Regions from separate parts of the Mus musculus genome. Here regions 2 and 3 are each linked to region 1. Evidence: chromatin loops called from intact Hi-C (ENCODE). Cell type or tissue: gastrocnemius. All regions are shown on one strand.

Region 1 (8,000 bases):
GTCGACCAGGTATCCTTGAAGAACACTGATGATAATGGTCCTGAAAAGACTGAGAAAAAAAAAGGTCCTTGGTTAGGTCTGGTTCATAGCAGAATTGTGTAAGTTCAGCTTTTTAAGACTTTACTTTTAAGATGGGTTTTTAGATGTTTTAACCTTCCTCTTAGCCCATCACCCACCAGAGGTAGTGGAAAAGAAAGGTTTTTAGGATAGAGGGGAAGTGGACCTGTTTAAAAATTGTTTTTAGAGCAAATCTAATCTGTGCTGTCAGGAAGTCAGCAGCTTAGTTCACAGGAGTCAGCAGCGGCAGCTCGATCTAGTTTATTAGTGGTGTCAGAACAGTAAACACCAATCAGTCATGGCATGGCAGAAACAGCCAGGCGTCAGCAGAATTGGCACGAGTCAGTGGGAGAGACCAGGACCACCAGGGACACCAGGACAAGTTCTCAGCTGTGCCTCTCTCAGTGAGGAAGCAAGACCAATGACATGTCGCAAAGCTAGCTATGTAAGCCCCTGTCATTGTCTATTTATACTTTCTCCAAAACCATGCGCCTTCTACAGTTCTTACCTTAGCACGTGCCTTGCCTTAGCACGTGCCTTGCCTTACCACGTGCCTTGCCTTACCACGTGCCTTGCCTTAGCACAACTCCATGTGAGTCTGCATCAGCGGACATCACTTTGTCAGTTGGCCGGAGTCTCCAGAAGCAGCAAGAAGCCACCAGAACACCAACAGAAGCTTTTTGGTGTATTTCTCTCTATGGAGTCACCACAAATGGAGCTCAGCTATGCAAGGTAAGGGGAACCAATACCCACATGTGTCCTTTGACACACTTACTTTATCAAAACATTTTTTTTTTATCCATGTCTGCTTCAGGAAAACTTTCTTTTACATGTCTGTTTTAACAAAACACCTTTTTTTTTTTTTTTTAAACCTGTGTCTGCTTTAGTGAAATTTCTTTTTTCATGTGTCTGTTTTAACAAAACATCCTTTTACTTATATCTGCTTTAGAAAAACACTCCTCCATGTGTTTGCCCCAGCGAAACATCATTAGACACAACTGGCTTTCTAAGGAAAACCAAAGTTTCCACTTCAGAATTGCATCTGCGCTTAGGAGTTTTGGAAGTAAAGCTGATAGGTTAGCCCAACGCCTTGCTTTCTCCCCTTCGGGATGTGCTTGTCTGCTGTGACCCCAGGTTTACCTGACTTCCCCAGGCAGCTTCTGACCCCACAGGGATCTTGCCCTGGCTCTGCTCTGCCTTCTACAGTCATTTCCAGATTGAAGTCACAGTTGTTTATATACAAGAAAGGACTTCCCTCTACACTTTATCAGTACTAAGTGTGATGTTTTGGACTTGGGTACATTTCTCATAAGTTTGGGGTAAACTCAGGGTAGAAGGGAAATACCATCACGGAGCTATCTCACAAAGTCTTCAGAGCTGTCCGAGAGTGAGGAGCTGGCATAGCCAAGCACTCGCCAATCTGAAGAGATGATTCTTATGTGGTGTGGCAAAATCATTTATGATTAAGTTCTCTAACCGAATGTACAAAGACAGATACTTGAGTGCCAAAGTCATAGTTCTTGGTTGAGATGTTTACCTGAGGGGGGGGGGGAGTCTAGACAACACACACCAAGATAAGAGTCCTCACTCAGAAGAGTCAAATCTGTATTTCAGTCATGCTGGAAAACCAGCTAGTTTCAGAATGCCCCCAGTTCCCCGACAGACTGGAGTATAGACAGCAACCAAAATCAACCAACCAACTCTCTAACCAACCCACTGTCTAATCATCCAACCGAAACACCAAGATAAAGGTAGCATTTTAACTGACAGACAGTATTGTGACATACAAAGGGTCCTTCCAAAGATAAGGACTTCTGTGTGCAGTTCATGTGTACCATCTCCATGTGTGTGTGAACACCAATGCCTGTATGTGTGTTTGAGTAAGCATGTATGTATGTTGGTATGTATGTAGGCCCAAAAGGGCAAAAGCAGCAAGCTTTCTCCAGTGCTGACCCATCTCTCCACCCTCATTCAGTGCTGACCCATCTCTCCACCCTCGTTCAGTGCTGACCCATCTCTCCAGCCTCATTCAGCTTTTTATGTGTGTGCCAGGGCTCTGAGCTCAGGTCCTTCTGTGTCTGTGGCAAGCACTTTATGCATTGAACAACCCTTCTGCCCCCTGTTTGCTTTTTTTTTTTTTTTAGGGTCTCACTAGGTAACCTAAACCTGGCTTTGAATTTATAATCCCTCTTGCTACAACCTCCCGAGTCTTGAGATTAAAGATAGATACTTCCATGCCCAGATATCCCAAGTTTTAGATCGAAGTTTTGAGTTAACAAAGCACTACCAACACCCACAAGCTTATGGTATAATGGTATTTCCACTTCAGTGAAGAAACATCAGGAGCCTGAGGGAGGAAGTCAGTGAGCCAGTCCACAGGGCCAGATTCCGGGTGTCCCACGTGCAACCATGCATGGCTGCACAGCACACCATCATCTTCGTTTTTACTTACCTCTCCTAGTTCCCACTCTTGGTAAGCTGTCCACCTTCGTGGAACAGGAGGGAACATAAGAACACCCTTTGCACTATTGCACAACGTTTCTGCAAGTCTCAAGATAAAAAATATAAAATGAAGCCTGACATATTCTTTTAGTGTGGATGGTGGTTTTTGCAATTCTGAAGAGAATCGTAAAAGCAGCGTGTATAGCTAGGAGTAGAGCAGCATTTTATTAAAGGACCCTCCCTGGGCAGCGATTTAGTTGTTTCTCTTCTTTATTGGCTCTTAGGACAGCACCACACAGCATGGATTCTCGGACCATGCCTGGTCCCACTACCATCATCATCATCATCATCCTGAACATAGACTTTCTGACAAACATCAATAACTACAACCCTTCCAGATCCAACTCCATCAACGCTCCAATGACTCTTCTCTGCTCACACACACACCCCTGCTGTCGGCTGGCTCCCCAGCCCACCCCCTCTGCTCTTTCAGTTTTTTTTTTTTTTTTTTTTTCGAGACAGGGTTTCTCTGTGTAGCCCTGTCTGTTCTGGAACTCACTCTGTAGACCAGGCTGGCTTCGAACTCAGAAATCTACCTGCCTCTGCCTCTCAAGTGCTGGGATTAAAGGCGTGTGCCACCACTGCCCGGCTTCCCTCTGTTCTTTCAATGTCCACAGGCCACTCTCCATTTCCAGTTGGGTCAAGGTCAAAGAGCCGTGCTTCCAATGGCAGTAGATGTCCGGCAGGTATTGAGGTTCAAGCAGATACGCCTCAGGATTTAATATCTGTTCTCCAGCCAACAGCACGTGTGACATTCTCAGCGGCATGGACTCTGAACAGGTGGCTGTCCCATCTGTCTTTCAACAGATCAGAGGGAACGGTGGCAAAGGGCAAGGCTGGCTTGTAATGAGGGCACCTCTGGCAAGGAGATATCCACCCCTACTTTCTCTGTTGGATGGCAATATTGTTAAATCTCTGCTCCCAGTCTCTAGTCTCTCCTAAGCAGGGTACTGTGTTCCCCGCTGTCTCATTCTTTGAAGCACAGCTCGTGTGTTTGGAGTCTTGGTTCTTAGCTGGTGGAGACATTTTAGGAAGCTGTGGAACCTTTGAGAAGCAGGGCCTAGCCGGAGGACGTGGGCCACTGAGGGGAGTGGCCTGAGCTTTGAAGTCCAGCCCAGTTCTGGCTTCACCTCTCTTCCTCTCACTCTCTTTCCCTTTCCCCCTTCCCCTCCCTCTCTCTCTTCTCCCTCCCTCTCTCCTTCCTGAATGCTGGTGTGAAATAGCCACCTCACTCTCTTGCTTCTACAACCACAAGCCATGGTTATAAATATAAGCCATTCGTGAGAAGTCGTGATCCCATTTCCTCCTCCTCCTCCTCCTCCTCTTCCTCCTCCTCCTCCTCCTCCTCCTCCTCCTCCTCCTCCCTCCTCCACTCCTTATCTCCAGCCTCCTTGGTGTTGTAACTATTTCTTGAACACCACCAGCCTAGGCATTCTATGTATACTGGCTCCTGTCTAACTTCCATCCTAACCAGGAGGTCGGCACTATGTATCTACCGTATAAGTCTTTACTAGTGTGTGCCTTCCTGTCTCAAGCTGTAAGAATCTTTCTAGATGATTCTAAATTGTGTTAAGCTGACAATTAGAGCTATCACCAAGATCACAGGTGGCTTTTGTGCTCTCCATGTCTTGAGATAGCCCCAGGCCTAGGCACATCCTGACAGCTTCCTGCCCTCCCCTGGTCCTCTTGGTGCCACGTTCCTGGGTCTCAGCAAAGTAGAAGTAAGGAAAGGCAAACAAAAGGCAGATTTCTCAGCTTCACTGCGAAGCAGATTTCTTGCAGGTTAGTTCTTTGGTGTTGGGTAGCGGTTCTAGTCCTTTCTTGCTTCTCTGGACCAAGAGAGTCACCGAGAAAACAAGTATGCCACCACCAGAGGGCGCTGCGACCACACAATTTTTTTTTTTCTGCAAAAACTGACCTCTGCAAACATAGTTTAGATTTCTTTTGTTTCTGAGGAGAAATTAAGGGTTGCCCGTGGTGGTGGCAGTAGTGGGGGCTGGGCAGGCGGTGAGAGGGCAGGCGGTGAGACACGAATTAATACGGAGAAGCAGAGATGGGAAGTGTAGCAAACACTCTGCAGGTGCCTTGCTGTGTCATTATTTGAAATTTTCAACTCTGTTGGAACACTTGCTTTCAATATCGAGCAGAGGACGATGCTGAGGAGAAGGGCTGTGCTGCCGAACAGAACTGGGTGACAGCCCCAGATCTATGCTCAGTAAATCTGTGACTACCCATGGGGGCCAACGAGGCCTGGAACTTTCTGTGTAGACAAGGCTGGCTTCAAACTCGGAGAGATTGGCCTGTCTCTGCCTCCCCAGTGCTAGGATAGTAACACCGTGCTGCTAGACCCTGTGGCCGGCCCCTAGTTTTCTCAACAACGCCATGAGGCATTTGTGAGAATTAAAGGAATGAGGTTATAACATGTCCTGGTCCCAGAGAGCCACAAGAGTGCAGCGCTATGACAATGATATATTACTTAAACCTTAAAAACAATCCTGTGTACATGTGTGTGGTATGCATGCAAGTGTGTGTGTGTACATGTGTGGGTACAGGTGTATGAGGCGTGTGTAGGGCCCAGATTAACCCTGGGAGTTTTCCTCTATCACTTTACACCCTATTCGTAGAGGGTGGGTCTCTCAGTAAGATCTAGAGCTCACTGGTAGAGCATCTAGCCAGCCAGCTTACCCCACGCGGTGGTTAGCTTTAACTGCCAACCTGATGTAGCCCAGGGTCATCTGGGAAGGGAGTCTCAATTGAAGGAGTAGCCGAATCACATTGGCCTGTGGGGATGTCTGTGGGGGGTTGTCTTTGTTCTTAGTTGCTGTAGGGGAGCCCAGCCTACTGTGGCCTGTGGTCCCGGGTTGTCTAAGAAAGCTAGGTAAGTGTGAACCCATACGGGAGCCAGCAAGCATTGTTCCTTCATGGTTTCTGCTGCAAATTCTTGCTTGGGTTCCTGCCCTGGCTTTGCTCCGTGACTGACTGTGATCCAGAAGTGTAAGTCAAATAAACTCATTCCTCCCCTAAGCTGCGGGTCTCAGTGCTTCATCGTGATAGCAGAATAAGGACACCAGGACACTGTGCCAATCCCGTCTCTACCTTCTGAGCATGGGAGTTTCAGGTGGGCAGTCATGCCTACTCGGCATTCCCGTGGGTGCTGGGGTCCACACTCTGGCCCTCGTTCCTAACCAGCAAGTGTTCTAACCATTGAGCCATCTTTGCAGCACATTGACAGGTTTTGGCTTTATGTGGCTCAAGAAGGCCCCAGCTGTGGCTTATTGTGGCCTGCGGTCCAAAGCTGAAGAGCTGGTATGAGAAGGAGTACACGTATGTAGGGGAAGGAGTGCATTTTGGAGAGTGGGATGGAAGAGAGCAAGCTACGCCACGGAAGAGCCACTTGCTTCTTTAGATCAGTGTCCACCCTGGCAGGAGGGGCCCAGCAAGAATCCACCTGTGATGCTGCATTTGAGAACCCAAGAGCCGGGCTGCTATGCTGTCACAGGAACTTGGCTTTCCTGGTACTTGAGTTCTAGAAAATGGAAAAGGAGTGCTTGCTCTTTTTTTCTTCCTTCCTTCCTTCCTTCCTTCCTTCCTTCCTTCCTTCCTTCCTTCCTTCCTTCCTTCCTTCCTTTCCTGTCTTTATGTCTTTCTTTCTTCCTTTCTCTCAAGGACTGCAATGCTAAGAGGCATTCCACAAGCAATCATTCACAAAGTCCTATTTTCAGGGTTGGACTCTGTCAATGCATTTTAACCACAAAAGAGAAAGAATTCTAATTGGAGGGTAGGGTAGTTTCAGGAATGGCGGTTTCTGCGCTGTGTAGTGGCAGGTGCTGGTGAGAAGCTGATTAATCCCATTCAATAAATAAGAGGTTGCGTTGAGCAGCGGCACGCTGGGTACCAAACACTTAGGTATAATTCCTCTTATTTCATGCCCTCATACCCTTTGAGGTATGCGAGGGACGGAGTGTTAACTAAGATTCGGTTTTACTTTGTGTGTATGTGTGTGTATGCTTCTGTGTTCTGCCGTGTGTGTGTGTGTGTGTGTGTGTGTGTGTGTGTGTTATATGGGCACATGCATGTTTAGGTACGCTTGCCCGGTGTATGCGTGGAGACCAGAGGGGGCTATCGGGGGACATTAGCTCTTTTGCTCTCTCTCCTTTATTTCTTGGAGATACAGTCTCTCTCAGAGCCTAGAGCTAGGCTAGTCAGCAAGCTAATTTGCTCTTACTCTGTTCTGCTTTCAAAGCATTATGGTTTCAGGTATGAGTGTGGCTATGCATAGCTTTGTTCTGTGAGTGTTTGAGATTCTAATTGAGGTCCTCATATTACCCACTCAGCCGTCTCCTCAAGTCTGACTTTTGAGTCTAACCAATATCTAGTGAGTGCAAAGGAGTACCTCACTATGATTTAATTTTCTTTTTAGATTTATTGATTTTATGTGCATGAATGTTTTGCTGACGCATAAGTCTGTGCACCACGTGTGTACCCGGTGCCCGGGGAGGTTAGAGGAGGGCACTGGATTCCCTGGAGCTGGAGCTAAAGATGGTGTTCAGTCACCATAGAGGTGGTGGGAATTGAACTTGGGTCCTCTGCAAGAACAAGTGCTCTTAAGTGCTGAGCCATCTCTGGCTCTCACTGTGAGTTTAGTTGGGACATTCTTGATAACCAGTAGCATCAAACATCTGCCCACATGACTAATGACTAATGGTTATTTATTTGTAGATATTCTCTGGAGAAGTATCTCTTCAACCTTTTGCCTGTTTTCAAACTGTTTTTTTTTTTTTATGATCAAGTCAAAGAATTCTTTTTGTATTCTAGGAATGTCTTTTTTCTGGTACACAGTTTGTAAATTCTTTCATTTAGTAAATTTTCTCCTCACTTCCTCATCTGTATCCTTTGAAGCACAAATGCCTTCCGTTTTAACATGCCAAGCTTGTTTTCCATTTGTTGCTTATATTTTTGGTATCATAAGAATTTAACGACAAATCCAAGGTTGTGAGGGTTTACTAGTAGGTTTTCTTCTAAGATATTTATTATTATTATTATTATTATTATTATTATTATTATTGGATTCCTGGTCTCGAGTAAGCTATGCTTGCCTTGAACTTGCTATGACATCTGTCACAACCGTGGACTTCTGGTCCCATTTTCCTACCTCCCAGATGCTAGGATTACAGGAATGTATCACTGTGCCTAGTTAGTGCAGCTCAGTGACTCTAACCCAGGCTTTAGTCCTTGCTAAGAAAGCACTGTTAACTGGCTCACCCACAACGCTCCCAGGAACCTTACAGTCCTAACATTAGAGTTCTGATCTGTTTTGAGTTGAATTTTATCTGCGATGTGAGAGGGAGGATCTAGCTTCACTCCTTTGCTTACGGGCATACGTTTTCTTCTCTCCCCTGTTCCACAGCCTCTATACTCCTGTTGAAAGTAAGCTGACTGTA
Region 2 (8,000 bases), 47 kb after region 1:
TGTCGGTTACTCTGACAGGCACATTGTCTGTCTCAGACACTGTGGACTGCAAGAGAAGAACCATACACTTCAGAGCATCCCTCACATGAGAGCAAACTCATCATGAAGCTATGTAGGCTGCTCCTAAAATGGCAGTAACTATTTCCCGAGGACCACTTTGTCCCCGAAATCAAGGGCTGGCTTGGATCATCTTGCTGAGATGGAGTTCAGACACTCAGCAAGCCCACACTTAGATTAACACTGCTGAACACACTTAGATCCAGGCAGAGTACTTATGCAGGCTTCTCGCTTAAATGGGGATTTAAGCCTAAATCTCACATGAGTCCCCCAAACATGAACTTGGGGTTACCAGCTCCCTTTATTTTTCTTCCCAGAGTGGCCATGTCTACTAAATCTGTTTCTTATTCTTATCATCTCTTTAAATGGCCTACAGAGATAGGTGACAGACCTAGCTTCTTGAGCCCTGGCTTTTGTCCTAAAAAAGGACATTTCATTTTTCTTAAACTTAAATCTAGTTTCACATTAAATTGGGCCTCTAGGCCATGACTCCTACCCACTCTGTAATGTAGACACTTTGCTGTTTGGCCCGTGAATGTATAAATAGAGAAGTGGGGTATACGTTCTTTGGAGCGGGCTCATTTTGCTCCATTATGTGTGTGATCAGGAGTTCTAAGTATGGTGCAGGGAGTCCTCTACTCAGTGAGAAGGCAGATATTCTTCTAGAAGGTACTAATAGGAGCTATGCCTGGCTGGCAGTTAGCCGGCCCTTCATTATTCCCTTGATAGTAAGAGAGCCAGGGTTAAGGTGGAAGTTGGCCAAGGGCTAAAAGGAATGTTAGAACCATGGGAGAAAACTAGAGAAACTAGTGTTTCTGGGATCAGATTTGGTGTTGTACCTTTAAGAATCTATTCAAATCAACCTAACTTCTAGTGCCTTGGGACAGACCAGTATATGTTCAATAATGTGTTCTTTGCCTTTCCTTCCCCATTAGTATTGCATAGTAAAGTACCTTGGGATTTTTAGCTGAGTTGCTAAGATCTTTCTACACGGATGATTTCATTTAAGTATACAACACACACACACACACACACACACACACACACACACACTGTGAAGTGTGTTACTATTCGCTAGCTACTTAGATACAGGACGTCGGAAGGGCACTGAGACTGGACTCCATTTCTTGAAGCAGCTTGCAAAACAAAGGGTTGGGAAAGAAGAACTTTACTGTTAGAACAGGACGTGTATTATCTCCGGCTCTAGAAGGAGACATGACATCCAGAAATTCCCGGAAGGTCATTAATGATAACCATGGCCCCTCCAGCAGTAGTTTATATGACTGCCCACCAGATACTTTCCTAGAAAAAAGAATCACATATAATGTCTTCTTTCTTATACATCAATCAGAACAAGTCTAAACAGGTCAAAGCAACCCCAGGAAAGGGTGACTGATAGTTCTAGAGACATCCCAGGAAATAATGTCTAGAGACATCACATCTAACGTGCTGATCAATGCAGCAGCTTCTTTGATTATTGTCTGCTTTTAGCTTTGAGAGAGTGTTCTACTCTACTGAACTTTGCCTATCTCCTACATCATATATGCTTTATGTCTTGTTTGAATTCCTCTAATGAAAATGCAAGGGCCAGGAAGATGAGGGGAATCCAGATTAACATCCTGGTGATAGCTTCCGGTGTTCCCGACCAGTTACCATCACATTTTTCTTATATTTATGGTAGCAAGTCATTACTTGGATTGATACCACAGGGTTTCCTGTTCCTTTAGGCTGTCAAGTTCCCTTGTAGTTGCATATCTGTGCTGGACTGTGGGATCTCTCTACTTTTCTATTTTGGGGACTATATGCTCCAGCTCTTTTGTCCTTGCTCCATTTGTGTCTCAGGCATCTGTGTTAACCAAGTTCTATGGCATCCTCGGGCCTGAGTACCAATGCCTGTGCTCTCATGGCATCCTCAGGGCTGGGTACCAATGCCCGTGCTCTCATGGCATCCTCAGGGCTGGGAACCAATGCCCGTGCTCTCATGGCATCCTCAGGCCTGGGTACCAATGCCCGTGCTCTCATGGCATCCTCAGGGCTGGGTACCAATGCCTGTGCTCTCATGGCATCCTCAGGGCTGGGAACCAATGCCTGTGCTCTCATGGCATCCTCAGGGCTGGGAACCAATGCCCGTGCTCTCATGGCATCCTCAGGGCTGGGTACCAATGCCCATACAGCCTCTTCCAAGAGTCTATCTTGTTGTTGCTGTTGTTAGCATAAGACCCGATTATAGCATTCTCTTCCTTGAATTATCTTTTTTTCCTTGTTTGGTTCAGGCTTGAGGTTAATACTAGTCTGCTTATCTTCTGTCACCATGATTTCTCCATAAAAACACCACTTTTCTTAGATCACACATTTATTTTCGGGACTCCAATATACTTTCCTTCATTTTAGATTCCTGGGCCCAGTGTAATGGCTTGTTACTACCTTCTGAAATGCCCCCTTTTCCAGTGACAGGATATCACTATCACTGTGTGGTAAAGTTACTGTTTTTTTCTGTATTATATTGATGAGGTGACACCAAACCTCAAGTGGTGGGTCCCTTTGTTTTTGCAGATTTTATTCTGCAAGGTTTACCAACTGGCACATAACCATTCTTTCATGGCCTGCAGGCGATAATACATTTTGGCTAGGATTTTTTGGCTCTTTCTTTTGTTTCTTCTCTGCCCTCAGCAAGATGTGCAGTTCAGTCTCTCCAGCTCCTTGCGGGAAGGAAATTCATACTGTATCTGGGAGGTGGCGCTCACACTCGCACCGTAGCAGGGAGTTCAGGGAAATTTGAAAGAAGGCACATGGTTTCTCTTCGCCAGCCAAGGCAATTCTGAAATGCTATACCTGCTTCCTAGGGTCCCCCACAAAGGGGTAAGTGTGCCCCAATTCTTCACTGGAATTTTAACAGGTCTCAAATGAAAAGAACATCTCCATGAGCCCCCTGTGTTCCTTCTCTTCCAGACAGGCGGCTGCCCTTCAGCTCCTTTCAATTTCCCTCTCTGATGTATCATTCATAATCGGAACAAACCTGGTCCCCAAACTTTAAAAAGACAAAGGTTTGATTTTTTTTCTTTTATAAAAAAACCCATATGGCCACAATATAATCAGAGAGAAAGGAAACAGGTTAAAACATTGAATTAACTTCATCACTGTTTTAAAGTCTTACTATCCTTTGACTTTCTTACATATAATATTTTGCTCACTTTCACTGTCCACTGCTCTCTCTCATTCCCCTCTTAGTCCTGCCGAACCTCTTCTCCATAGCATGCTCCCTTCTTGTCTTCATGCCTTGCTCTTTTGTGAGCCACTGAGGTTAATGTGGCTTGCCTGCATGGGCATGTAAGGGAGTTATCCACTGGAGCCTGCATGGGGCAACTTAATAGTGGCTACGTAACCAAAGGTAGTCATCCCTCAGCCCCAGCCACCACTAACTGCCAACCCGGGGCCTAATGAGCTCCTTTCCAACCATGACGGAATGATGACGGGTGCCATCTTGTTCAGGTAGCCTTTGTGCTGTGAGTCTGTGAGCGCAGAGGCCATGCCTTGTCCAGAAGGCAGTGTCTTTCCATATTCATCTACAATTTCTTTCACAAACAACTGGGCAGAAGCTATATATACACTTTGTTTGCTTTACCACAAGTCCTAGATTTATTCTAATCATGTAACTTGGATAAAAAAATAATAGCCCTCATAAATAAGGTTGAACATCTAGACTTCTGGTTTTTGTTTGTTTGTTTTTTGTTGTTGTTGTTTTGTTTTTGAGACAGGGTTTCTCTATGTAGTCCTGGCTGTCCTGGAACTCACTCTGTAGACCAGGCTGGCCTCAAACTCAGAGATCCACCTGCCTCTGCCTTGAAAGTGTTGGGATTAAAGGCGTGCGCCACCACTGCCTGACATAAATAAGATCGAATACCCTCAAATGAGAGATACTCTCTCCTTGATAAACTAGAAGAAATAAAGTCTTTAGCAACATCACCACCTACTGGAAATGTAGTCCAGTGCACCCGCATGCCCCGTATCCACATTCCTTTACTAGTAAATATATGTGATTTCCTTTGCTTGGATGAGCCCAGCCTAAGAACATGATATAGAATATGGGCATGTTCATGCTCAATGACATTTCTCTATACATGACCTCAAGCAGATCAAGCAGGATCTGGGTAGTTTCTTTGATAATCTTAAGAACTATGCCGAGGGCTTTTCAACATCTCTCCCAAATTTATGCGCTTCCTTGGGAGAATGTCAGTGTTACTATGGGCAGACGCAAGTGATTTTGAGAGAACTAGAGTGACTCAACGGGACAACAATGCACAGTGGATTTACACAATCATTTCCTAATGTCACAGAAGACTTGACCCCTACGATGTAATTACATCATCTAGGATGACATTTGATAATACTGAAACCAACAAGGCTCTTGCAATACCAAACACTAGAAAACAGGGCCCTCAGGACTAACACATTACTGTGGACTTTGGGTTCCTGGACATGGTCTAATATTTCCCCAGATTTTATATGAAAGAGCTTCAGCCTGGATGAGGTACTGTATGGGTGCCCCCCCCTTTTGTGATCTGATCTTTTGCTAGAAGAGAAGCTCAGATTTTAAGTCAATGTGTCTCTAGTTTCAGTGCAATCCAACGGATTATTAAATGAATAGAGATCATAGACATTACTTGATATACCAACAAAACAGATGGGCCACTTCCCTAACAGTAAAGATGGGAACAAAATAAATTTTATAGAAAAGGCTAGCAGGGACAATAAAGAACCCCTCTTTGGACAAAGCTCTTTTCCAGTACTGTTATCTTCTCTGACAGTGATCAAAAGTTGAGAAATTACCAATCGGCTTCATCTTACCTGTTACAGTAACTTTTATTCTCCTGTCATAATTGTCATCTCAGAGGCTTACTGCCTCCATTGATAGCCTAGGCCTAGGCCTGGAAGCTTCTACCTTCTGTACAATCTTATCTAGGCTTAGAAAGTTTTCAGCCTCTGAGACTTACCCTGAATAAGCTAGCCCCTTCCTAGTTCTTTTTGATCTCTGGCTGGCTGATTCAACTCAGCTGTTCTGGCTCAAACTCTTCTCCAAGCTGACTGATTCAATCTAGCTTCTCTTGGCTTCTGACTAAATTGCTCCACTTGACCTCAAACTAACTCTAGCAATATGTTCTAATCTTCTGGTTCCTTCTCATTCTATGGCTCATTCTGTCTTTACCTGTGTCTAACTTGTTCTCTTTTCAACCTCTCTCTGTAAAACTCTCCTGATAAAACTGCCACCTTCGTTTCTCTTCACTGCTCTCTCTTTCAGTAGCCTCTTTTTTTCTATGTTCTCATGATAGTTTGGGCATATCCTATTGTGTTAAATATTCTCTGATTTGTCACTTTGTCTGCCACTCAATTAGATATCACTTTCAAATATGGGTGCTTCCTTCTACAAACTAACTTTACCTTCATTGTTGGGGATAAAGGGTTTGTACTACAGGTTTATCTATATAGTAGCTAAAGAGATTAAGGGTGTGTGCTAAGGCTGAGTCACACCACAACTAGAAACAGCTTTTTTTCAGCAAATAACACAATCTCTGGATTCATAGTCTGATCAAATATTTGCCAACACTTACCCAAGTTAAACTGTAGAAAGAAGAGGTTACTTCAAACCAAGATCTCGGTTTCACCACAATCTAGATAGGTATGATGTCCATATACATAACAATCAACTTCATTAACCAAGATTAGATCAGAACCCATGGCAAAGCATTTCAAATATAGCAAGACTATTCACAAGACCCTGGGGTCTCAGCTTTAAACTGAATATATAAAGAGAGGTTTCAGATTTGAAAGAAACATATTAGAGAGGAGTAATGGAAAAGGAGAGTTTTACTATGTGGCACAGGAAGGTACGATTCACTTATGTTTGAATAATTTACCCTTTAAAAAATGCCCAAGGAGCTATGGCTTCTTTACTAAGACAATAACAGAGACAAATGGTTGGTGAGGAAAAATGGTATTTGGAAACAAAGTAATACCTTCTTTGAAACCAGTCAAATTCTGGATACTGGCAAAACCAATCATGTACGTGAACAAGCAAGCAAGCAAGCAAGCAAGAAAACAAATAGCAGGAAAGAATTGGAGAAAGGGGACACTAGGGAGTTCAGCAGAACAAATCTCTGGTTGAAAAGTAATTAGGAAAGGTTTTGATAGAAAAAGAATAGCCGTTGAGCAGGGACCGAGCTTTGATTCTGAGTCTTTTCCAAAGGCTCGTGTATCAGAGGTCTGACCACTGCCTGTGTCACTAAAGGGAAGCTGTGGAACTTTTAGGATGTAGGGCCTACTATGAGTATGTTAGATCACCCCAAGACTGTGCTTTGTGGGAGAGTCTGTGTCCTTAGCCCCTTTTGCTCCCACCGCTCCACATTCTAGAGGTGCACTGTGTGCTCCTTCCACGGTGTTGGCCATGGACTGAAGCCACTAAAACCATGAGACATGAATCCCTTTATGTAGATTTATCTTAGGTATTAGTCACAGCACTAGGATGCTCTTGAACACAGTGGAAAATCAAGGAAAGGAAATCTAAGACCCAGGAAATTAGATCCTTGAGGACTAAGATTCTACTTAAAATATTTATTTCACCCCACCTCAGTATTTCTATCTGCAGTATGGGGAGCAAGAGGTCAACAATGCTTCTGCTATTGTAAATGACATAGTGTTTCTGTCTCTCCTCCTGAATGTCAATACCAGTCTGTGCATCTCCATGTCAACAGGAGGACTTAGCCCTTTATTAATTTTATTGGCAGTTTTATACAGGAACCAAGCTGTTCTCAAGTAAATGAGCATGTCAGGTCACCTGAATGCGAATGTCACTGAGACCTGTGTCTGACCTCAGACCATCCACTGTGGGGGAGCGCATTATCCACCAGCCGAGTTTGTCATGCTTTCACTACAAAGTACAAGGACACCTTTTGATGTTAGGAACAAGGCAGGTGGACATTCACCAACTCCACAGGCTCATGGTTTAGATAGTACATTTGCTGATGGAAAATATGATCTCCACAGAACGCCCTTGGAGCTAGCCAGGGCTATTTATAGCTTCTGACACAGAAGGTTTCGGGTGGAGAATGGACATCATTGTTAATACCCAGACAAGCTCTGCAGGAAGGGCTATGAAGTCTCCACAGAATGTTCTAAGGACAGAACTTGTCAACATGCAGGGATGGATGAAGGCAAATGGAACACACACTAGGATGAAGGCAAATGGAACACACTCTAAGACACACGACGGGAACTGGGATGCGGACCCACTATTTGCTTGTCTGTTTTTGCTAGCTCATCAGAACTCCTCTTTTCTGGCTTCAAGGTCTTTGTCTTCCTTGAGAAAATGATTAGCATTTCTGGAAAGAGGAGTGTTGGTCCAGCATTCAGAAATGTATAGGTACCCAGACTCTTCACCGTGACAACCTTCTCCTCTACATTTTTTAATCACTACATCTTTAGATCTTACCTGATCCAGTCAGAGGCTGGCAAGAAGACACTTCATTAGTGTGTCAAGATGCTCACACCTCATGAACATACTTCGTTCAGTTTCAGTTTATACTACATCACCACTGGGGGTACTCTCTCACTGAATCCCACCCCAACAAATGCTACTCACTGTTTTGGACCTGATACTAGTCCCATTTCTTCCACAGGGCTTTCTCTGATAGCTATGGAGGGAGCTCTCTACTTTCCTTTGGGATTTGAGTAGCTATTAGAATCTTTTCCATATAACTACCCAATTTGTATTATCTCTTTCTTTGCTGTGTCGGTTTCTCAAGATGGAGTCAGCACCCGCTGAGGCAGTGATCATCATGCTGCTGGAATCAGGGACCTAGTCTACTCAGAATGGCATAAAAGGCGACTTTTCCTACTTTGTCTAGAAGGGGTTCTTTGTGCTCATTTGCACAAAGGCAGGGAATAAGCCA
Region 3 (8,000 bases), 320 kb after region 1:
GAAAAAAGAAATTCACTTGAACTTGTCGTCTCCTTACAGATTATTACTTGGGGGGCTGGGGTAGATGGTTCAGTTGGCAAATGATGTGTCTGCTGGGTTCAGACCCCTGGGGCTCATGGCCTAGCCTAGCCCACTCAGTGGGTGGCACATAAGTGAGATACTTTCTCAAAAAACAAAACAAACACCCCCCCCCCCCCCAAACAAACATGGCAAGTGACTGAGGAGCACTGACTGACCCCTGGCCTGGACACCCATAGACACACAGATAGGCCCAATGAGGCCTGGATTATGTATGTAATTATTTTGATAGCCTCAAAGGTATTTTGCTTAGAAATATGTTATAAATAGCAAGGCACACGCTTATAGTCCCTCAATGTGGGAGGCAACAGAGACTTAATTGTCATTTCTTTGCTTACATTTATTGCTATTTTTTGAGTATAGCAGTATTGTCTATTGCACACAGCTGGAGGTCAAGAGGACAACCTGTGGAGCCGGTTCCCTCCTCTTACTATGTTGGCCCTAGGTATTAAACTAGATGCCTAAGACTTGGCGCCTTTCCTCACCGAGCCATTTCACTGGTCCTTGTACGTTCTTCTGCTCCCCCCACCCCCATGATTTCAAGACAGGGTTTCACTGTGTAGTTCTGGCTGTCCAGGAAATCAATTTGTAGACAGACCAGGCTGGCCTCAAATGCAGAGATCCACCTGGCTCTTCCTCCCAAATGCTGGGATTAAAGCTTGTGCTGCCACGTCTAGCTTTGTTTGTGCTTTTGAGAAGTATTTCTGAGTATTTGAGTACCACACTGACATGATGTCAGCCTGAACCTTAACTTGAGTGTTAGATACAAATGGCTCCCCAGACAGTCCTGTGCTGGGCTCCCGTTTCCTCAGCACCAGTGCTGAGCTGAGCTTCTGAGACACAGCTGAGCACCGGCCTCTGCCATGCACACGTTAGTGGATTATGGACGTGTGCTCCTCTCTGGCTGGCGTGTTCTGTCTCCCCATGTGATCACCAGTGAAGCCTTCTTGCTTCTCTTACGACTTCGTAGTCTCTGGGCCTGGAAAGAAGGCGCAGTGGTACTTGCTGCTCTCCCAGAGGACCCAGCCTTAGTTCCCAGCACCCACATCAGACAGCTCACAACTACCTAAAACTCCAGTTCCAAAGGGCTTTCCTTTGGCCTCCAAGAGTGCACATACATACTTCCTTACTACGGAAGGTTCAGGAATACAAGTTTTTCTAAAAAGTATCAAAGGTTCCACACACACCAAATATACCTTTCAAAATACTCACACGCCCCTATGGGGACACCATGACAGACAGGAAGATGAGCAGATATATGCATACCAAAAAGTGGTATTAAATGCCGACATCTGTTTCATGTTAACTGTGGAGAAAATGAGTACTACAGGAACTCAGGCACGAGAGACAGGATGGAGAGCAGATGAGCTGTGTGTACATGTGCACAGATAGTGAGGGGACGCCAAAGAGGGAGACACCCTAGGAATCAGCAGGAAATCAGGAGGGGCAGACTACAGATCGCCTGTCCAAGGGGTTTACCTCAATAAACTCCCCGGTGTAGCATGGCAGGCTTGTCCGCAGCCCACCATGACTCATCCCTGGTGTAGCACGGCAGGCTTGTCCGCAGCCCACCAGGACTCACTACCCTGCCCTCTAGACACACAAACTACCTCCACTGTCTTAAAGTCCCTAGGCCTTTGGAGCTGCTATCATACCAGCAGAGTACAAACCTGTTCCCCTTCCTTTTAAATGAGTCTTGGACCTTGATGAGGTCAGAATATGAAATAAATAAGATGCTCTCTAGCCGGTGGTCCAGCCTGGGGAGGCTATGGCACCTTAAGAGGTGGGTACAGCTGGAAGAACGGGATGCTGGGGTTACCAGCCTTGAGCATTACAGTCTGGCCCCACTTCTAGGCCCCTGTCTTTCTCTATCTGATCTACCTGATGAGATGAGCTGTGCCATAGATCCCTCACCTGCCCCTTGTCAGGGATGTGGTCATGATGCACACTGCTCTTCTTGGTTTTCTTCTGTGCTCCCAGGCAGTGAGACTTGTGCATCTACTGCGCCCTGTATGTCACCACTCCAATCAGTAGTACTCAACTGTGCAGAGGCTGCTGAGAAGTTGGGCAGGAGCTAGTAGGTACATAGGCCAGTAGTTTTCAACCAGAGGCAGATTTCAAACTCATCTGGTGCTTTTTAAAAATAAGGATACCCTAAGGTCCATGAAGTAACAGCTCTGTTCATCAAGCCTAATTCTGAGCTTCAGAACCGCCCACAGTTAGTTCTGGAAGGTGCTCTGAGCTGAATCCCCTAAACATGGCAAACAGTCCCATCACTATATAGATCCTCCTTGATACCCAGGCAGCAGGCATAGAGAAGTGGCCTGCCAAGAAAACTCCCCTCCCTCAACATCAGGCCTTACCATGGTGAGCATGAAACAAGCAAAGAGTATCTATGACCTATGTAGTGATCTTCTTTAACTAGCAAACACACAAGGCATCTCCCATTATTCATGAGAAATACCTGACATAGTCTCTGCTCTGCTTAAAAAGGTAGCAATTCAGGTTGCAGAGTGATTGAAAGCTGGAAAGAACCCAGATGTCCCTCAACAGAGGAATGGATACAGAAAATGTGGTTCATTTACACAATGCAGTACTGGTCAGCTATTAAAAAGAATGAATTTATGAAATTCCTAGGCAAATGGACGGATCTGGAGGGTATCATCCTGAGTGAGGTAACCCAGTCACAAAAGAACTCACATGATATGTACTCACTGGTAAGTGGGTATTAGCCCAGAAACCTAGAATACTCAAGATACAATTTGCAAAACACATGAAACTGAAGAAGAACGAAGACCAAAGTGTGGACACTTTGCCCCTTCTTAGAATTGGGAACAAAACACCCATGGAAGGAGTTACAGAGACAAAGTTTGGAGCTGAGACAAAAGGATGAACCATCTAGAGACTGCCATACCCAGGAATCCATCCCATAATCAGCCTTCAAACGCTAACATCATTGCATACACAAGCAAGATTTTGCTGGAAGGACCCAGATATAGCTCTCTCTTGTGAGACTATGCCGGGGCCTAGCAAACACAGAAGTGGATGCTCACAGTCAGCTATTGAATGGATCACAAGGCTCCCAATGGAGGAGCTAGAGAAAGCACCCAAGGAGCTAAAGGGATCTGCAACCCTATAGGTGGAACAACATTATGAACTAACCAGTACCCCGGAGCTCTTGACTTTAGCTGCATATGTATCAAAAGATGGCCTAGTCGGCCATCACTGGAAAGAGAGGCCCTTTGGACTTGCAAACTTTATATGCCCCAGTACAGGGGAACGCCAGGGCCAAGAAGTGGGAGTGAGTGGGTAGGGGAGCAGGGGGCAGGCAGGGTATAGGGGACTTCAGGGACAGCATTTGAAATGTAAATGAAGAAAATACCTAATAAAAAATTGGAAAAAAAAAAAGCAGATGTTAACTTCTAGCCACGGAAGAACAAAACATTTCAGACTTTCAGACACAGGCTAGGTGATGAGATTACAGATTTAAACTACCAGCAATCCTGCCAACAGCCAAAGTAACCACCCGAGGCCCTGACCACAGTGGGCAAGAAGCTGTAATATTCTGAGTAGGTGGCCATCATGGTAAAGCATGACGACTGAACATGACCAGTGTTAGGTTTTCCAGAGACAGTCTTTGAGCAGCACTGCGGGAATGTATGCCCTAGGAAGCAGTGTCACAGAGCTCCCTTGCCTGCTGTCATGGACACAGTCAGGAGAGGCCGGGCAGGGGAACAATCAGGCTTCTACTTCTTCCCAGTGTTTTTAGAAGGCCCCACAGTCACTCTGAAATTCCTCTGTAACATCTAAAAGCCACATGGAAAAGGAATAGCAGAATTCAACATTTCAGCACAACTTTGAGTCTGTAGTATATTGCCCTCTGAATCTCACTGTAAAGCCCACCTGTTCTCCACAACTGCAAGACTCACCGTTTCACTTATCCTTGCTCCTTTCTAAAGCGAAGCTATAGGAATGTACAAACCTACACTTACATAGATACCATGTTAAAAACAATCCTGTGTTTAAAGAAATGCATTGCCACAACTATTTAAGGAAATCATTGCAATTATGTTAACCAACAAGTAGATGGGCATGTTACACGATATAACAAGAAAGCTATAATTGTATCTAAGGAATAAAATGTTTTTAAATTTGTAAAATGTTTGTTAAGTCTTTACAAGAGGGACACCTAGTGGCTAACTTCTAAAACAGAACCGGAACACTTAAATACTAATTCACATTTTGACAACGGGCATGTCTCTATGATCTATAAGTTCTATAAAGATGATATATACATCTGTAGAAAGCAAAAAACCAAACCAAACCAAACCCCAAGTCCAAAAGATGGATTAAGAAGTTTAGGACTCACAGTTCTAAGTAGGAGGTACAAGAACAATAAGTACTTACTGACCATAAGTACAGGGCTTAGGGGTTGTCTAGAACTGGGTGGGGCAGAGGAAGGTGAAGCCTGGGCCCTTCTGGGGAACTGGTCCTTAGGCCATACAAGAATACAGGTTGAGAGTAGAGCTAATCACACAGGCTGAGTACTGAGTACTGAGTACTGGTGTCTTAGTCAGCTATAGTCAGAGAGGCTTCTTTCTGCAGCAGATGGGGTCAGATACAGAGATTCACAGCCAGACAAAACACAGAGAGGGAGGGAAGGAAGGGAAGAAGGGAGGGAGGGTAGGTGAGTGCCTGAGAGAAAGCCTGAGCATGCATGCTTGGAACCTCTCTAAGCAAGGTATGTGCATCAAATCCCTCTGCTCAGGGAACACTGCAGAAGAGGAGTCAGGAGAAGGAGAGAAAGAAGAAAAGAGATGGAGAACAACGGGAGAACAAGGTCCCTCTAAAACAACTGACCAAAGTCCATAAGAGGCCACAGACACTGCAGTGAGGCCTGCGGAGGTCAGAGGTGGGAGGTGCCTGAGTCAGAACTCTGAGACCAGTCTGGACAGTACAGTGAGACCTGCCTACAAAACAGAGGCAGTAAGTCTATAGGGGTGTTAACCTTGCACCAAGGTACAAAGTGCTGAGTGAGGAGGAGGAGGAACGAGTTAGTCCAAGGAAACTAGCTTTTACCACCCTTCCGAGATCTGAAGTTAAGCTCCCCAAATACTTCCATGATGTTCTAGGTCTCAAAGAAAACTTCACGACACTCAAAAAGTAGGATTCCTCCAAGTAGGATTCTCAGCCATGAACGTTTCTGGGCACCATTAGAAATGCACACTATCAAATTCCAGCCCAGCCACAAATATTGTTGAGGCACTGTCAGAAATACATGTTATCACATTCCAACTCACTGAGATGAAATCACAAGGATATTTACTGGTTTGTTATGTACATTAACATTTGAGAAGCTTCTCCAAGGACAACATACAAGTTCTTGGACATTCACACCAGTCACAGGACATGCAATTATCAGTTTCTGTTGTCATCCAGGAACAGTTTACAGATCTGACGTTTGTTTACAATGTTCTAAAGCAAACCAAACCTTATAGGTTGTCCCTTATCAAATTATGACAGCTATACATACAGTAAAAGTGAGACACCTACCTATGGTCAAAAACTGTTGAATTCTCTTTTCTCTTGCTAAATCCATTGGGTAGAAGCCTCAAGTAAATGCCTTGCTTTCGGGCACGATTCTTCATAAAGAACAGCTAACAACAAAACCAAATAAAAGTTAATTTCAGAATGCTTTACAATTCATATTCAGATAATAGTATACAAAGAAGGTACAAAATGGGATATACTGACACCTGTTTCTAACATATGTTACTCCCTCTGAGTTAGTAATTAAGCTCAAGGAGGTAACTGGACAATCTCAAAGTAGCTCAACCAAGCCTTCTACTGAGTTAAAGAAGACACAAGATCACCCAGAGGATGGGGGGGTGGGTGGGTGGGGGATCAAGTTTTCTAGTTAAGCGGATAGGAATCTAAGAGTTGTAATGCCAAGTTGGAAAGTCAAGTCATAAGTCCACGGAAAAGGGTTAGCAATCACCAGCTAAGTAAGAAAATTACAAAAATAATGGAATGTAATTTTGTAAGTCATCAGACTTTGGTTTTAGTAACGGCAGTAGTTATAAAGATGAATTTTTCCATGAAAACATAGCCAAGCAATGGGAGAAATACATATATAAGGATAAGAATATTTAAAAATTGCCTTAAAACCATTTATGAGCTGGCAAAAGCTCCCAAGTTACCACACTTGCTCAAGAGAGAACACAACTGTGACACAGAGATTTATCGAAACATGAGCAGTAGAACTAGAACCTCCACAAGCACAGTGCAAAGCCCTGCAGCATTAATTACTACTGGGCAAAGCAGACAGAAGCTGAGAGCAGTGCTTCTCAGCCTTCCTAACTCTAACCCTTTAACATAGCTCCCCATGTTATAGCGGGCGATACTCTACCATAAAATTATTTTTGTTGCTACTTCATAACTGTAATTTTCCTACTGATACAAACTGTAATGTAAATATCTGCTTTTTCCAATGGTCTTAAAGGGGTAGTGACCCACAGGCCAAGAACCACTGGCTTAGAAGAAAAGGTGACCTCATAAAGTCAAAGAAGAACTAATTCCTGATGCACTTAGTAATTTAGCTTTAAAGTAACGAAGCAGAAATTAACCATGCCATAGGGGCCAAAAAGTAATTTTGCTTCTACCCACTAGGAATACTGTAAGCAAGGAAAGCCAGAAATAATAAATAACACACGCAACAACCCTGCCTTTGAGAGCCTCTTCTTGTCCCCTAGAAGCACTGATGCATACCAGGCTTTGCAGAAGCTCAAGTCCATGCATAAATGGTGTGACATCTGCATACGACATCCACACATTCTGCCTGCCTCAGTGACATAATCTTTATGCCCGACGCTCTGAGGACAGCAGTCAAGAGGTAATGCAGGGAGTAATAACGGTAAGAAAAAGGTTTGTGGCTGCTCACTATGGATTTAATTTTTACCCCAAACACATCGATCTATGGCTGGGTGAATACGTGACAAGGCCAAATACCTCAAATGACTCTCTGTCTCTCCCAAGCAAATATGCCACATGTTGAGTGAAACACACTACAATAAGTCAGAGTGTAGCAGAGATACAAGACTGATAAGTAGACTAATAAGATGGCGCAGACAGGCTACAACCTGACCAAAGCGTTTGTTCTATGACTGCCTGGCTTATGATAAAGGTGACCTTGAGAGGAAGCAGCAAGATGACCTTTCCAGGAAATGGTGCTAGGAAGTGGAGTATCTATGTGGAAAATCAAATGAGTTTCAGTTTCAATGATACTGACAATTAATTCCAGAAAAAGGCAAAACTGTGAGATGTAATCCCATAAAGCTTCCAGAAAACAATTACCTCTGTAACTTCAACATAGAAAATGTTCAGTTCAAAGGGACAGCCAAACGGCAGTGCTGCTGACCATCACATACAGCAAAGAATCTCCTTATAAACATACAAACTACTAACTATAACGGAGACAAGCAAAAGAAATCGTACACTAAAATAGTTTGTTCACCAAAAGAATGAAAAGATAAAGCATATGAAATAGTCTTATAACATTCTATCAAGTATTGACCAATATCTAAAAAACACAAAGAGCTCTTTCTTATAAACTGGTAAAGACAAGGACGGCTCGCCAGGGCTGACGACCCTCAGCGGGTAAGAAGAGCTGGAAGGAAGAGCTGAGTTGGATATCACAGACACAGAAAGCTCCGTGTTAGCAGAGTCTGCTCTCGCAGTCGCCTGTGGAGGGGAGGGAGCTAGAGACAGGAGAAGAGATCCTGTCTCTAACAAGCAAAAGAAGGAAGCGGCAGAGGTTGTCCTCTGCCCTCCACATACATGTGCCATGGCATGTGCCTGCCCACACTGTTACTGTTACTGTTACAGAGGTAACAAAGCTGACCAACAAAAAGAACAAAATGCTT

What was found. A loop is a pair of places that touch in the nucleus more often than their neighbours do. Peaks named below come from ENCODE experiments on the same cell type or tissue, not always from the same donor. Only the 100,000 strongest peaks of a DNase experiment are listed, where the experiment ranks them.
Region 2: a loop joins it to region 1, with 5 times the contacts of the local background. A loop is called at or near these places in 11 of 42 quality-filtered maps.
Region 3: it touches region 1 in a loop (7-fold over the local background); 25 of 42 quality-filtered maps call a loop at or near these places.

What each region holds. Positions count from the first base shown.
Region 1 is chr3:145,902,109-145,910,108 of GRCm38, reverse strand. No RefSeq gene overlaps it. Among named protein-coding and RNA genes, the nearest start is that of Gm35187, 15 kb to the right of the region's middle. In gastrocnemius, a CTCF peak has its summit at 4,423 (motif pointing right); DNase peaks (open chromatin) are centred at 3,326, 4,469 and 5,701; H3K4me3 peaks cover 300 bases; H3K27ac peaks cover 662 bases.
Region 2 is chr3:145,854,622-145,862,621 of GRCm38, reverse strand. The region is part of intron 4 of Ddah1 (dimethylarginine dimethylaminohydrolase 1); the gene reads right to left. Among named protein-coding and RNA genes, the nearest start is that of Gm35187, 32 kb to the left of the region's middle. In gastrocnemius, a CTCF peak has its summit at 4,044 (motif pointing left); no DNase peak of the experiment used is centred here; H3K27ac peaks cover 893 bases.
Region 3 is chr3:145,580,264-145,588,263 of GRCm38, reverse strand. It overlaps Znhit6 (zinc finger, HIT type 6), which reads right to left. Exons shown (of 10, transcript NM_001081094.1): 5 at 5,632-5,735. Among named protein-coding and RNA genes, the nearest start is that of Znhit6, 8.1 kb to the right of the region's middle. In gastrocnemius, a CTCF peak has its summit at 4,274 (motif pointing left); no DNase peak of the experiment used is centred here.